Linked DNA regions of Homo sapiens: region 2 is linked to region 1. A link is a contact called in ENCODE Hi-C data. All regions are on one chromosome and are shown on one strand. The core of a region is the stretch at or near the end of the contact, and the rest is flanking DNA. Distances in the headings are between cores, read along the strand shown. Region 1 holds the start of FGFBP2 (fibroblast growth factor binding protein 2). Region 2 holds the start of FAM200B (family with sequence similarity 200 member B).

Region 1 (7,731 bases), core at 5,204-7,703:
GCGACAGAGTGAGACTCCCTCTCAAAAAAATAAATAAATAAAATAAGATAAATAAACAAAAACCACAAAGTTTTTTTCTATATTGCTATATTTTAACAGATTGCTTTGCAACAAACATATTGCTGTGCCTCTTGAACGAGTTTATATTTTCCTTAGTTCTTAGGCTCCTGGTGGGGACCATTTTAGGATTATGCATTCCTGGTTTTCTCTTTATTAATTCAAAAGCAATTTCTAAAATTGTGTTTAACTTTCATTTCAGCATCAGGATACTCAAAGTGGAAAGGATCACAGATTTTTGGTAGTTTCTGGGTCTACAAGGACTTTCCAAATCCAGGAGCAACGCCAGTGGCAACGTAGTGACTCAGGCGGGCACCAAGGCAACGGCACCATTGGTCTCTGGGTAGTGCTTTAAGAATGAACACAATCACGTTATAGTCCATGGTCCATCACTATTCAAGGATGACTCCCTCCCTTCCTGTCTATTTTTGTTTTTTACTTTTTTACACTGAGTTTCTATTTAGACACTACAACATATGGGGTGTTTGTTCCCATTGGATGCATTTCTATCAAAACTCTATCAAATGTGATGGCTAGATTCTAACATATTGCCATGTGTGGAGTGTGCTGAACACACACCAGTTTACAGGAAAGATGCATTTTGTGTACAGTAAACGGTGTATATACCTTTTGTTACCACAGAGTTTTTTAAACAAATGAGTATTATAGGACTTTCTTCTAAATGAGCTAAATAAGTCACCATTGACTTCTTGGTGCTGTTGAAAATAATCCATTTTCACTAAAAGTGTGTGAAACCTACAGCATATTCTTCACGCAGAGATTTTCATCTATTATACTTTATCAAAGATTGGCCATGTTCCACTTGGAAATGGCATGCAAAAGCAATCATAGAGAAACCTGCGTAACTCCATCTGACAAATTCAAAAGAGAGAGAGAGATCTTGAGAGAGAAATGCTGTTCGTTCAAAAGTGGAGTTGTTTTAACAGATGCCAATTACGGTGTACAGTTTAACAGAGTTTTCTGTTGCATTACGATAAACATTAATTGGAGTGCAGCTAACATGAGTATCATCAGACTAGTATCAAGTGTTCTAAAATGAAATATGAGAAGATCCTGTCACAATTCTTAGATCTGGTGTCCAGCATGGATGAAACCTTTGAGTTTGGTCCCTAAATTTGCATGAAAGCACAAGGTAAATATTCATTTGCTTCAGGAGTTTCATGTTGGATCTGTCATTATCAAAAGTGATCAGCAATGAAGAACTGGTCGGACAAAATTTAACGTTGATGTAATGAAATTCCAGATGTAGGCATTCCCCCCAGGTCTTTTCATGTGCAGATTGCAGTTCTGATTCATTTGAATAAAAAGGAACTTGGAAAACATGGTCTGTATGTTACTTCCTTGAGTAGATCCAGCGACTCACAACTTAGATGATGAAATTTGAGCATGTGTTATTTGTGAATTCCATTAATTATTATTAAAGGGCCCATTATACAGAAGTAATTCAAGGTCAAGGTCAAAGTGGGCTATATTTTAGATCTTCTTCAGATCTGAAGTCATCATTTCTTAGGGAACTGTCCAGGTCACAATATATACAATTGGATACCAACTATAGGCAAACTCTACTTTGCCTGATGTAATCCTAAACATACACCAGTAAAAATGAATTTTTTTAAAACAACACACAAGAGGCTTGCAATTTAAACAAGACTATATAGTGTATAATTCTTCTGGAGGAAATTATCTCTTAACTTCCCATTTTTTGAAAACCTGATTTTTGTATCACCCATTTAAATATTAATTCAAGTTATTCAAGCCAACTTAATACTCCTAGTGTCACTCTTGCAACTTTTATTTATTTATTTTTCAGTATCTCAAGCCTAAAGTTCTTATCTTTGCTAAAAAAAAAAAAAAAAAAATCAGCCTGGCCGGGCGCAGTGGCTCACGCCTGTAATCCCAACACTTTGGGAGGCCGAGGTGGGTGGATCATGAGGTCAGGAGATCGGGACCATCCTGGCCAACATGGTGAAACCCCATCTCTACTAAAAATACAAAAATTAGCTGGGTGTGGTGGTGGGCACCTGTAGTCCCAGCTACTCGGGAAGCTGAGGCAGGAGAATCGCTTGAACCTGGAAGGCAGAGGTTGCAGTGGGCTGAGATCGCACCACTGCACTCCAGCCTGCTGAGAGAGCGAGACTCTGTCTCAAAAAAGAAAAAAAAATCAGCCTTTCCTCAACCCCATTGCACACTCAGCCTGGTAGTACAAGATGTTTTCTTTTTTCCCTCTCTCTTTGGAAATAATTTCCTTGAAAGAACTCTCGACACATCTCTGTCCACTTTCTCATTTCCATTGGTTCTTCAACTCCTGTGACCTGCCTTCTGTCCCCACCACTCCTGAAGGGCTATTGTCGGGGTCACCGAGGACTTGACTTTTGTGAACACATCCCCTTTACAAAGATCTCCCTTCAGGCTCCCAAAAGAGCCCTCTCCAGTGTCCTCTTGGGGCATGGCTGTCTATTCCTCAGTCTCCTTCCAACACTCATCTCTCCAGTTCTTAAATTTAGGTGGCATTCGCAGGTTCTCTCCTGGTGTGCCCCTCACTCTCTCCTTGGGTAATTTCATTCACTCATCACCTCACCTGCTCCCTTTGGTTCTCTCATCACATAGAGCTCCAGCCAACCCTGTGTTCATGACATGTCTCCACCCAGATGCACCTTAAACCAGAGGTTGGCAACCTTTCTCTGAAAAGGGTCAGACAGTGAATATATTTTGCTTTCTGGGCCATGTGGCCTATGTCTCCTCAACTCTGTTGCAGCACAAAAGTAGCCATAGGCAATACGTAAGTGAATAGATATTGCCGTGTTCTTCAAAAATTACAAAAGCAGGCCACATGGGCCACAGTTTGTGGCCCCTGCCTTAAACCACTGTCCTGACCTGCACATCGCCACAGGTTCTCCCCACCATGTTCCCTTTCTTGAATTTCTCCACCTTCACCCTATCACTGGAGCTGGAGGAACTCTTAAGTCTGCTTTCCCCCTCCCTTCCATCTACCTTTGGTCACAAAGCCTTCCTCTCCATCCCCACTGATGAGATCCTCTTACAGTTTTCATAATGTCTCTTGGCTAGCGAGGCATTCCCCTCTTTCTTTTAGGCTTCCAGCCCCCTGAGTTTTGGCTAGACATAGGCTACCTGGTGGGGACTATATTTCCCAGCCTCCCTTGCAGCTAGATGTGGCTGAGTGACTAGGCTTAGGCCAGCAGTAAGTAAGTGAAGTGTCTACTAAGACAAAACTGCAGATCCTGGACTTGTTCCACTGGAAATGGCAGCAATCAAACAAACCTTGGAAGGCATGTGTTAAATTTGAAGAACTTCCAGGCATGAACCTGGAAGACTGGTTCATAATAGAGAAGGTCTTTTTGTTACAGCAACTCAGCCCATACAGAGCCAGCTTGCCCACTACCCTCCCTGTACAAAGTCCCCCTGTCCACCAATCCTTTCTCAACACAGCAGTCTCTTACAGTGCAAATCTGATCATGACACTCCACACTTAAAAGATGAACAAGCAAATAAGAAAGAAGAGAAATTGGGCTGAGCATGGTGGCTCACACCTGTAATCCCAGCACTTTGGGAGGCCAAGGCAGGTGGATAATCCGAGGTCAGGAGTTCAAGACCAGCCTGACCAATATGGTGAAACCTTGTCTCTACTAAAAATACAAAAATTAGCCAGATGTGGTGGCATGTGCCTATAGTCCCAGCTACTCGGGAGGCTGAGACAGGAGAATTGCTTGAACCCAGGAGGCGGAGGTTGCAGTGAGCCAAGTTCACGCCATTGCACTCCAGCCTGGGTGACAGAGCAAAACTCCGTCTCAAAAAAAAAGAGAGAAATCACTGCCTTCAAGAGGATTAAAGCAGGATGAAGTGATAGAGGAACAGAAGAGCTCTTTTACATTGTATAGCGAGGGAAGGCCTCTGTGAAGGTGGCAGGGAGAAGGCAGCCATGCGATGTTCAAGGAAAAGATTTTCAGGCAGTGGGCACTAGTGCAAAGGTCTTGAGGTTTGGCTTGTCCCAAAAGCGAAAAGAGGAAGAGCGTGATTAGAGCTCTTATGATAAGTTCCCATTGCAGGGTAAACTCAGCCTCACTAGGGCATTGAAAAGGGCTGGCCATAACCTCAGGGTGTCTAGATGGGTCTAGCAAGCTGTTCCCTGCAACACTGTGGTGGGTGGGGGAAAGGAGGTTGGAGCTGAACACCTGCCTTCCTGTGGCCACGACATGGAGCCTGGGTTGGAGTGCTGTTTACTCCAGGGGCTCCTGAGTTGGAAGCACACAAAGGGCAAGCCTCTGTCTTAGAACTGGCCCTGTGGATTGGTACGGGGGCTGCGGACCCCACCCTAAGTCACCTCTCCAGCCTGATTCTCACCACTGCCTCCTTGCCCTTGACATTTCAGCAGTCCATAAACCTGCACTCCAGGATCACTCCTTTACAGGAAGCATTATCCTGCCTTAAGAATCTGCCCTTGGCCAGGCGCAGTGGCTCGTGCCTGTAATCTCAGCACTTAGGGAGGCTGAAGTGGGCGGATCACTTGTTAGGAGTTTGAGGCCAGCCTGGCCAACGTCGTGAAACCCCATCTCTACTAAAAACACAAAAATTAGCCTGGCATGGTGGTAGGCGCCTGTAATCCCAACTACTCAGGTGGCTGAGGCAGGACAATTGCTTGAACCTGGGAGGTGGAGGTTGCAGTGAGCCAAGATTGTGCCACTGCACTCCAGCCTGGGTGGCAAAGTAAGACTGTGTGAAAAAAAAAAAAAACCTACCTTTAGCTGGTTGTGGTGGTTCACATCTGTAATTCCAGTGACTCCAGAGGACAAGGAAGCAGGAGGATTGCTTGAGGCCTGGAGTGTGAGATCGGCCTGGACAACAGAGTGAGACCCTGTCCCTAAAAATTTTAAATTTAAAATTTAGCTGGGTGTGGCAGCCCATGCCTGTAGTCCCAGTTACTTGAGAGGCTGAGGCAGGAGAAGTAATTGAGCCCAGGAGTTGGAGGCTACAGTGAGCTATAATTACACCAGTGCAATCCGGTCTAGGTGACAGAATGAGGCCAAAACAAACAAACAAACAAACAAACAAAAAAAACACCTGCCCTTTACCCTTTCTCAACCTGACAAATTGACTGACTTGTCTTGAAGGTTTGGCACCACTTCTTGGAAGCTTCCTCTGCTCCCCACCTGGGGTGATGCCCTCTTCTGGAAGGCTCTCACTGCTACACACACAGTGGCTGCCGAAGCTCAGCCTGGCTTTAGTTCCAGCCCTACTAGGTCTTCTCAGGACTCAGGATATCCAGGTGGAAGGAAGGCTGTGCCAGGTACCAACTACCCTACGTGGGATCGCCAAGATAAATCCCTCACATTCAAACTAGTCCCCCAACATCCGTCAACCCTATTCCTAACAGCAAATTGCCACCTTTAGTCCACTCCACAGTGCCCTCTGGAAGGGTCATCAAAAGACAGTTATGACCATACCAAACTATGATTCTTGACACAGAATCAAAAGTTATTTTCAATTTATTTTTTTTCTATTGTAGAACAATAATAATAATATTTAAAATCATATTTTCCTGTGATATAATTAAAACTGTGTTATTTCAATTGAATTTGAAATAGAATTCATGGTCTAAAATAGACTGAATCCCACTGTGAACATATATTTGCATGCCTTCCTCGTCATCATTCAGTTGGTGCAATTGTAAGGCATGCAATAACAAGGGAAGTGAACATTGCAGCACTGTGGCCTGTGGCCACGGTGATGGCGGGACAGCCCCACAGAGGCCACACCAGGTGACTCTCAGCTCGGTGGGTGGGAGGGGGAGTGTCTCTGTGTCCCTCTGGCACACACATCCTCACACAACCTCACATAGTCTTTTTTGCATTTGCTAGGCCATCTCATAACACTTAGGCTCATAAAATTCTGGCTTCCTTTGGATTAACTAAACCCATGGTCCCCCAAGATGGGGATTCCAGGGAGCAGGAGGGAGCCTCGAGGCAGCCCAGACTCCCAGCTGCAAACCTCACTTTCCAGAATACCACTGCCACACCTTGGCATATACCAAATGTTGACAAAGAAGGCTGTTCCCGTACAAGGGCCAATTTTAGAGCAAGCACCCTGTGGTTGGAAAACTGTAAAACCCTCAGCCCCAAAGCTGTGTGTGGCGCTTTGTGCGTGACAGGGCTGGGGCAGATCTCTCTGAGGCACTCAGGAAAACCATTCCCTTTGCTTGTGGTGGGCGGCCCCTGGTGGCTGCTCTGCCCTTGCCAAGTGTTACGTGTCTAAGGTCTGTGGGCATGTTTCTCATTTGCTGCAAAACATCCTCCCCACCCTTGCAGAGAAAGAGTCTTTTGTGCAGCACCCTTTAAAGGGTGACTCGTCCCACTTGTGTTCTCTCTCCTGGTGCAGAGTTGCAAGCAAGTTTATCGGAGTATCGCCATGAAGTTCGTCCCCTGCCTCCTGCTGGTGACCTTGTCCTGCCTGGGGACTTTGGGTCAGGCCCCGAGGCAAAAGCAAGGAAGCACTGGGGAGGAATTCCATTTCCAGACTGGAGGGAGAGATTCCTGCACTATGCGTCCCAGCAGCTTGGGGCAAGGTGCTGGAGAAGTCTGGCTTCGTGTCGACTGCCGCAACACAGACCAGACCTACTGGTGTGAGTACAGGGGGCAGCCCAGCATGTGCCAGGCTTTCGCTGCTGACCCCAAACCTTACTGGAATCAAGCCCTGCAGGAGCTGAGGCGCCTTCACCATGCGTGCCAGGGGGCCCCGGTGCTTAGGCCATCCGTGTGCAGGGAGGCTGGACCCCAGGCCCATATGCAGCAGGTGACTTCCAGCCTCAAGGGCAGCCCAGAGCCCAACCAGCAGCCTGAGGCTGGGACGCCATCTCTGAGGCCCAAGGCCACAGTGAAACTCACAGAAGCAACACAGCTGGGAAAGGACTCGATGGAAGAGCTGGGAAAAGCCAAACCCACCACCCGACCCACAGCCAAACCTACCCAGCCTGGACCCAGGCCCGGAGGGAATGAGGAAGCAAAGAAGAAGGCCTGGGAACATTGTTGGAAACCCTTCCAGGCCCTGTGCGCCTTTCTCATCAGCTTCTTCCGAGGGTGACAGGTGAAAGACCCCTACAGGTAATACCCTTTCCTTTACTCATATACAGAGACTACGTGTATATACTTATATACAGAGACTACGTGAGAGGCACTTAGCACTTTCACAGCTGCTGCGACCACATCAGAGTCTCAGCGTGTGTTTGGGGGTGGGTTTGAGGCTGTCTGTTGCAGAGCAGTGTAGATGAGGTAGTTCATCCGGAGTGGCACTTGACCCTGGAGTTGCATAGGAATCACCTACAAGGAGCTCTAAAAATGCTGATGCCCAGGCCCCTCGCCAGACCGTTCCATCTATGTCTCCAACATAGTAGCGCAGGAATGTGGACTTTTAAAACTCTCCCCCAAGTGATTTGAATGTGCAGCCAAGGTTGAGAATCTCCTTGTGATGGAACCACCTCACTGTTAGACCGAGGCCTTTGGAATTCTGCCGGGTAACGTTTCCTAATGAACCAAGCATTTGCTGCAGCTGTTAGTGGCCGAGGTGCTATGTCATGGTGGAGGTGTCGCCACACCCCGTCTTGTTCTCAGTTTTTTCTCCTACAGTCAAGTTAGGGTGGGGAGT
Region 2 (7,329 bases), core at 4,104-6,603, 280 kb after region 1:
AGTAATCTTCATTATAACGTCTTGCACTTACTTTTTTCTTTTTGAAATGTGGCTCAAATGAAGTTGAAGTTTGCAGATTGGAGTCAGTATTTTTCTCAATATTGTCACTATTCACAATTCCAGATTCAACAGATGAACTTGAACATGCTTCTGTATATTTCACTTCACTATTCCTCTTTCTTTTAATAAAGAAATGATCCATTTTAATAGCAATTTGTTCCAGTTTGATTAAAATGTTATAATTGGCACTAACTCAAAAAAGAAGAAAAAAATATACAGTCTAAATAACATCTTTTCAAAAACTACACTCAAAGTTTGCAATTGAATCGAATATTTCAGACTTCACAACTAGTTGCAAGTAATTGTAATATAAAACTTGACTATAGAACATTAACCGTGCTATTATGAAAATCAAGCAAGACACCCAGGAATCAATGACTGAAAACCATTTCTTAGCCAATATACATTCTATTCATCATATCTCCTCCATCAAATACCCCTCTCGCATATTGAAATTGACCTCAGCATTCCTTGCAATGTGCACAATTCAGGCAAAGGATTCATGCAAAACACTTTGGTATTTTACATTTTATTTTGTTTTTTAGACAAATGTTCATTGTGACTCACAGAATTGATTTCATGCCTCACTAATGGGTCTCACATATACCATGAAAAATACTGATATAGAGACATTTTGTGCCTTTGCTGTGTTGGTACCTTGAGTATGTCTGCTTGATGATGAAAGAGACTGGCTGATCTGCTAGACTGTTGACTTGTATAAGAACATCTTGAAGTGGTGGGAATTTATCTTAGATTTTCATTCCTGGATCATTTTTATGGTCTGATCCAGTGAGGAGCCAATGAGGTTTTCCATGGCTAGGTCAAATATCAGGTTGGAGTTGATGGTATATTTTTATAGAACTTTCCTGGAATGCATCCTTGACCTGGGAATAAGACCAGAGATAAGACATTAAAGCATCACAGTACAAAGTAGTATTACTGCCAGCTATGGGGGCCTTTATGATATCCAAGATCATAGATGGTGAGGCAAACAGTCTATAGCTCTCTTTATCACTATCTTATATTGGCTTAGGCCTATTTCTGTAAGGCAAACCACTTCAACTGAGATTAGTAAATAGAAAAATAGTGACAGTAAAACCCAGAAGTTGGCATCAGGACTTGGAAAGTATATTAACAAAACAGAATACAGCAAGCCATGAAGGAGTATAGCTTATTCACCATACATACTTCCTTTTTGCTTGGCCGCACCTATCTTGGTCATGCCTGCCTTGGTAGTGCTGCACTGCTCTCTTGGATCATAGTATATTTCAGTCTTATGACCATAACAGTAGTTTCAACCCTTCCTTACACACCTTTCCATCAAATTATCTCAAATTTTTTGGGAGGGGTGCAGTCCTACATTTACTGTAGTGTTTATTTATTAAAATTTCCACGTCTTAACTGTGTTAATACTGTATCTTTATTATGACTGTTTGTATTAATTGTACTTTCTTATTTTTGTATTGTTAATCATTTGGTATCTAGGTGGGTCCTTGATGACTGGAGAGGTACTACCTCTCCCAGGGTTAGCTAATTCCTATGCAAACTAACCAATCCAGAATCCCCCAACTCCCAACACAGACATCTTGGGTTCTTATACTCCTGGCCAATATTGCCCTATCCTAATCACTCCAGACCAGCTACCAGGCAACTAGGGATATCCCCTACGCCCGAAGTCGGCCAAAATTATTTCAACTAGCCAATTTTAAACCTGTTCAAGCCTGCTTATCCAGTTTTGCCCATTCCTTCCTCAGAAAACCAAATAAAGGCTTTCCTGCAGTTTCCTTGTACTTCCTCTCCCCATTGACCCTGCTGCTTCTAGGTATGGCACCCTTGCATGGTGTAAGGTGCCATGCTTCCTGTTTCTAGGGATCCATGAGTATAAAAATTTCTTCTTTCATGACAATCATTTTCACATCTGCATATCTTACCATATCTGATTAAAATAAATCCTGGGTACATTTTAAAACACTATTATTTTGTGTTATTGGTCTAGTTACAAAGTTGTATAGTTTGGCCCTAAACCTCTTTTTCCTGATCAGGTTTTATACCTTTTAATACAATTATTTTGCAGACCATGACTTCTTCTAGGAAATCAAAGTCCTAAATGCTTTAACGATGGTTAAATAGCTACAGATTACATATGGTACCTGATTGTACCTTAAAAGGTGTGCATCTGGGAGAGAATTCAGGACCTGGTAGATGCCTTTGACTTAATCTTGGTTAGATGCTTCCTTGAAAGATGACATGTTACAAATAGTTAACCTTGGCTGGAAAGAGACAAAGCTTTTCTTAGGAGGTTTTATGTCCTCTGTCGAGGACATTAGCAGGACTAAAGAGTTTATGGTACATACCTCTTGCATGTCCCAGCACAGTGGGTGGTCATCAATGTATTCAGAACTACACTGCTAAAGGCAAATGCATCTAGATCTCTTTCTAATGCATAAGAAAAGCTGAAGGGCAATACACAGCCTTGAGGCAGTCTAAGCCAGATAAACAGCTGCCTGAAAGGGAATACTGACTCTTCCTTCCATAGTTAAAAGTTCATATAAGGATGCTAACATGTTTTAATGCTTCAACTTTCCCCCAAGAAACCTCAAACTACTACAATTTTGTCCTTCTGCCACCTCTCCCTAGATATTTATCATATATAGCTCAAGAAAAACAGTGCTAAACAAAACATGTTAAACAAAACATGCTACAAAGTCTTTTGTTTGACTTTCTTTACTTATATCTCCGAAAGCGGCTTTAATGAGAAGCCAGAGGAATTTTAGGGGAGAAGTTCAAACCTGAGGTTCTGGCCTAAACATAAATTCTGGAACTTTAATTTAAATAGACATGCTCAATTAGTACTCAATGTAAATCAGAGCATGTTCATACCCGAACACGATCAAGTACACCAGTGTGATTCCATAACCCAGGTGGGTTCTGCTGGCCCAAACACCAAAGACCTATAAATGTGTACACTGATGCTTAAGATGTGTGCACTGAAATTGGCTCCTGCGGCTACATGGCAACATTTCCAAGTAATAACTTTATTCAGCTATCCATCTACTTAGCCTCCCTTAAGAATTGCAATTAAGGTAATCAAATATTTGTAGTTGAAAGTTTCTCATACACCAAGGTGCATTAACACGGTTATATGATATGGTTTTAGGTAAGTGATTTTCCACTAATAAATCTTATCTACCTGTTCCTAGAATAGTGCTTGCTGTATGGTAGTTACTCAATGCATATGAGAGAATGAGAAAATTAATGACACCTGTAGTAAACTGTACAATGTACACTCTATTTTTATCACAGTCAGTAACAAATAAGTTATCCAACTATATTTGGACAACTGGGAAATATGTAAGACGAAGGCTAATAAAACATATTATTTAAAACAGGATTGTTAAAGATTCTACTTCATAATAAACTGCTTATGTTAAGAAATAGTAGAAACAATGATCCTATAAAAACATACATGTAAATTTAGATTTAGCTTTTAAAGCTTAGAACCTAAATCTACCTGAAAAAAAGAAATATACATTAAAAAAGTATCTTATTTTTATATTACTATATATGGATCATTTATCTCTTAGAAGCAATTGTCTTTTAACTATTCCATTCTTTCATATTCTTACTATTCACGTTTCAATCCCCCCTTGAAAGTTTGTAACACTAGTTCAGTTACTATTGTATTAAAAAGATATTTTTAAAGGGTTTACTCTCCCTCCTAAATCAGACAGTTCATCTATAGTAACAGCAGTGGCAGTATATTAGGGAACAGGTCTGGTAGATGTGGTGATGAAAGCATGGGGAAGTTTTTTTTTAACTCAATAGGATGTGAGGTATCATCTAAGTAAGAGGCCGAAGTAGAAAATGTTGCAAGTTTGTCAGAAGAAAATATGAAATATTAATAATTGTTAAGGAATGTGATAATATGATGGACTAGGAAAATGTTTTTGGATTTTTAGTCTGGCTGGTTGTCTTACTTGCTTAATGCAATGATTGTTATTGTTACAATGCTTGATAGTCTAAAATTCCCCGTCACTAATCTTTTATATCCTAAGATATATCTCTAGTGCGCTGTATCATCTTCTGAAAATACAGCTCTAATCAGCTTCCTCATAACTGGAAAAGCATTTAATGGCGCCGAGCTTGTGTAAGCTCTTCAGGATAATATCCTTTAAGCTTAAGCCTCATCTTTCCAGGTTTCTCCTTCATCACATGATCTCCATACATTCTACATTTCAGTACTAAAAGTATGGAAATTCTTGAAATAGTTCATGCACTTTCATGTCTCTGCTTTTGGCTAGTATTCCTTTTGCCTGGAATACTCTTGTTGGGTCACATGAAGTCCTATTTATTCTTTTCTACTTAGTTCAAATGCTACAGCAGCCATGCATTCAACTAACATTTAGCTACCTACAGTGCCTAAAGTATGTCAGGCACTGGAGATACTAAACAATGAACAGTGACATATTAAAATAACAGAATATCTGTTCAGCTATTAAGATGAATAAGGTGGAGTTACACAACACTGACAAATCTCAAAAACATTATGTAAAACAAGCTAGCTGCAAAAAGATGTACACATTACAGATTGCATAAAGGTGGTTAGGAGAGTGGTTTCCTTAGGCAAAAGGAAAGAGAATGAGACGGGGTAGAGCTGACAAAGGACTTCAATCACTTATATAATCATTTATTTCTCCAATTCAGTGGTGAGTACACATGTGTTATAGTTTTGTTTCTACCTTTTTTCTGTCTAAAATCGTCTATTTAAAAAAAGCATCTTTAAGGCTGGATACCTTCCTGAAGGCACTGGAAATCTGTCATACTGCCACTAACTTAAAATTACCTTCCACCTCTTGCATTTCCCTTTGTTTCCTGTTTTGACATTGCGCACACATTAGTTAGTACACTAGGCCTTAAGAGTGGAAACTGCCAGGTACCAGCTTTAGCTAGATTAAAACATGACCCTCTTCCCAGGAGACTCCTGACCGGTTTTCTCGTCCTCCAGGGACCCAGCTAGGATTTCAATGAACTTTGGCCTGAACCCCTCGGCCGACCCTAGAATAATCGCCCTTCAGGCCCGGATTGCTTCTGCTCTCACCTTCCCTCAATTCATACGGGGGGCAAAACCAGACTGTATTTCCCGCAACGAACCCTGGAATGCTTCGCTTTAGCGGACTCCGGTCCACTCCCATCAGAGGATGCCCTTCTTTCGCCTCACCTCCAGCCCAGCCGCAGCGACCCGGCCGGGCCCAGCGCTGCAAGCCTCAGGTCTCTCCAGCAGAGCTGCGCCTCTGCTCTCCCCACACTTCCCTCCGCAACACCACTTCCGGCCTACCTCACAAATTCCCCATTCCAGCCGAAAAGAACTGGATCGGCCCTCTGCGCATGCGTGAGACCGGGGCGGTGTCCGGGGGTGCCGGGAGCGGGCGGTGCAGGCTCCACTTTTCCACTTCCCTACGCTCTGTCGGCAGTCTCGCGGGATTTCCGCCTCTCGCGGGAGTTATTTGAATGCCAGGGCGGTAACGACTCCCTAGGCGCCTGGGGCCCTCTGACAAGAAACCCTAGGAGACACCGCGGAGAACTCTGCCTCTGAGCTGGTGGGCGGGCCGGATGTAGCCGAGCGCGGACAGGGCTAGTCCGGACAGAGTCCCAGAGCCATGGGAGCGAAAAGAGACTGCTGCGGATTAAGGAGGCCTTTCGGTTGGCGCAGCAGCCACACCACAACCAGGCGAAGCAGGTAGTGGCGCTGAATCGCTCCTGCCGCGGGGTAAGCGCTCCCGGCCCGCGCCCGCCCCAGCCCCGACCTGGCGGGGCCAGGACGCTGGTTCATACACTCCAAGGTGATTTTCATAGTCTTTGTGGAAGAATTAGAGAATTTTGAACTTTGATATCATTGCACGTGTTTACTTATTTAGAGAATCGCATTGTGTTTAATAATCATAGTATTCCTGTGCGACTCTTTAGGTTAGCAGATCATTGATTTTTAACATAAAACTGCATTTCATTAAATAGATTTAAATATGTATGTATATTTCTGTCCTCTAATGATTGTAACAAAGCAGATTTCTTGATCATTAACAAGATAGGTTCGTGCAAATAAGTGCATCTTTGTCACAAACCAAATTTTTTTGTGGTTGAGATATATATTTATATATATATGTGAAACAAAAAACATATAAAGGAGAATATATATATATTCTTATATATATAATATATACTGCTTTATTTTTTTGGGTTGACATATATATGTCATATATAGTTTTTTTTTAAATTCTACCTTAAACAGGGAAACATGTTAGATACAGGAGCTTGAATTTCAACTCTGAAACTTAATGCGACTTTATCAGCATTTCTCTTTCTCAAGCTACTTACTTCTTGTAGGATTACACAGTCAAATTTTTAAAAATTTTTGATTCTCCAACTGGATTTTTTTTTTTAATTTTTGAGACGGAGTCTCACTCTCTCGCCCAGGCTGGAGTGCAGTGGCGCAGCCTCGGCTCACTGCAACCTCAGCCTCCTGGTTCAAGCGATTCCCCTGCCACAACCTCCCGAGTAGCTGGGATTACAGGCGACCGCCACCATGCCAGGCTAATTTTTGTATTTTTCAAAAATACAAAGACGGGGTTTCACCATTTTGGCCAGGCTGGTCTCGAACTCCTGACCTCAGGTGATCCACCCACTTGGGCCTCCCAAAGTGCTGGGATTACAGGGGTGAGCCACTGCACCCAGCCTCTCCCACTGGATTTTTAAAGCTGTTTTTTGATTAGCAAATATTTCTTTTACATGGCTCAAACTACATGAAAAGAAATGCAGCAAGAAACACTTCCTCCCTAGTCCCTATCCAGTACCATTCCTAATAGTCTTCACGGGTAATCATTTTAAATTAGTTTCTTGTTTATCCTTCCGGTCTTCATGCAGAGATACAAGCAGATGAGAATATACAGTCTTATTTCACTCGGTCTCTCCTTCAATATTTTCTGCATTGTTCATGTTTTTTTTTTTCCTGTTTTACTGTATATTCTGGATATTCCTCCTTATCAGTATTCAATTAAACTTATTTTTTCCTGTCACATACTCCATTTTGTAGATATACTCCAGTTTATACAGTAAATCACGCGTAGGTGGACACTTGGCGTTGTTTCCAGTCTTCAGATATTAGAAACAACTCTTCAGTGAATACATGTCATTTCTACATTTGCAGGGGTAACTGTCAGATTCTGAAAAGAATTGCTGGATCCAAGAGGAAATGTGTTTGCAAATATGATAGAT

The links. A loop is a pair of places that touch in the nucleus more often than their neighbours do. Pooled maps may share reads with other maps.
Region 2: a pooled map shows a loop between it and region 1 (4-fold over the local background). The contact joins the promoter of FAM200B here to the promoter of FGFBP2 in region 1. A Hi-C loop is called at or near these places in 1 of 168 maps with a recorded cell type or tissue (naive thymus-derived CD4-positive, alpha-beta T cell) and 9 of 50 pooled maps.

What each region holds. Positions count from the first base shown.
Region 1 is chr4:15,961,897-15,969,627 of GRCh38, reverse strand. FGFBP2 (fibroblast growth factor binding protein 2) reads left to right here and starts at 6,453. Exons shown (of 2, transcript NM_031950.4): 1 at 6,453-7,190. The coding sequence starts at 6,499. The coding sequence ends at 7,170. PROM1 (prominin 1) reads left to right here. Exons shown (of 28, transcript NM_006017.3): 28 at 260-1,400. RefSeq lists an enhancer at 5,582-6,423.
Region 2 is chr4:15,679,851-15,687,179 of GRCh38, reverse strand. It overlaps FAM200B (family with sequence similarity 200 member B), which reads right to left and starts at 5,353. Exons shown (of 2, transcript NM_001145191.2): 1 at 5,279-5,353; 2 at 1-944. The coding sequence starts at 202. It also overlaps a transcript of FBXL5 not described here. RefSeq lists enhancers at 5,084-5,133, 5,144-5,383, 5,554-5,853.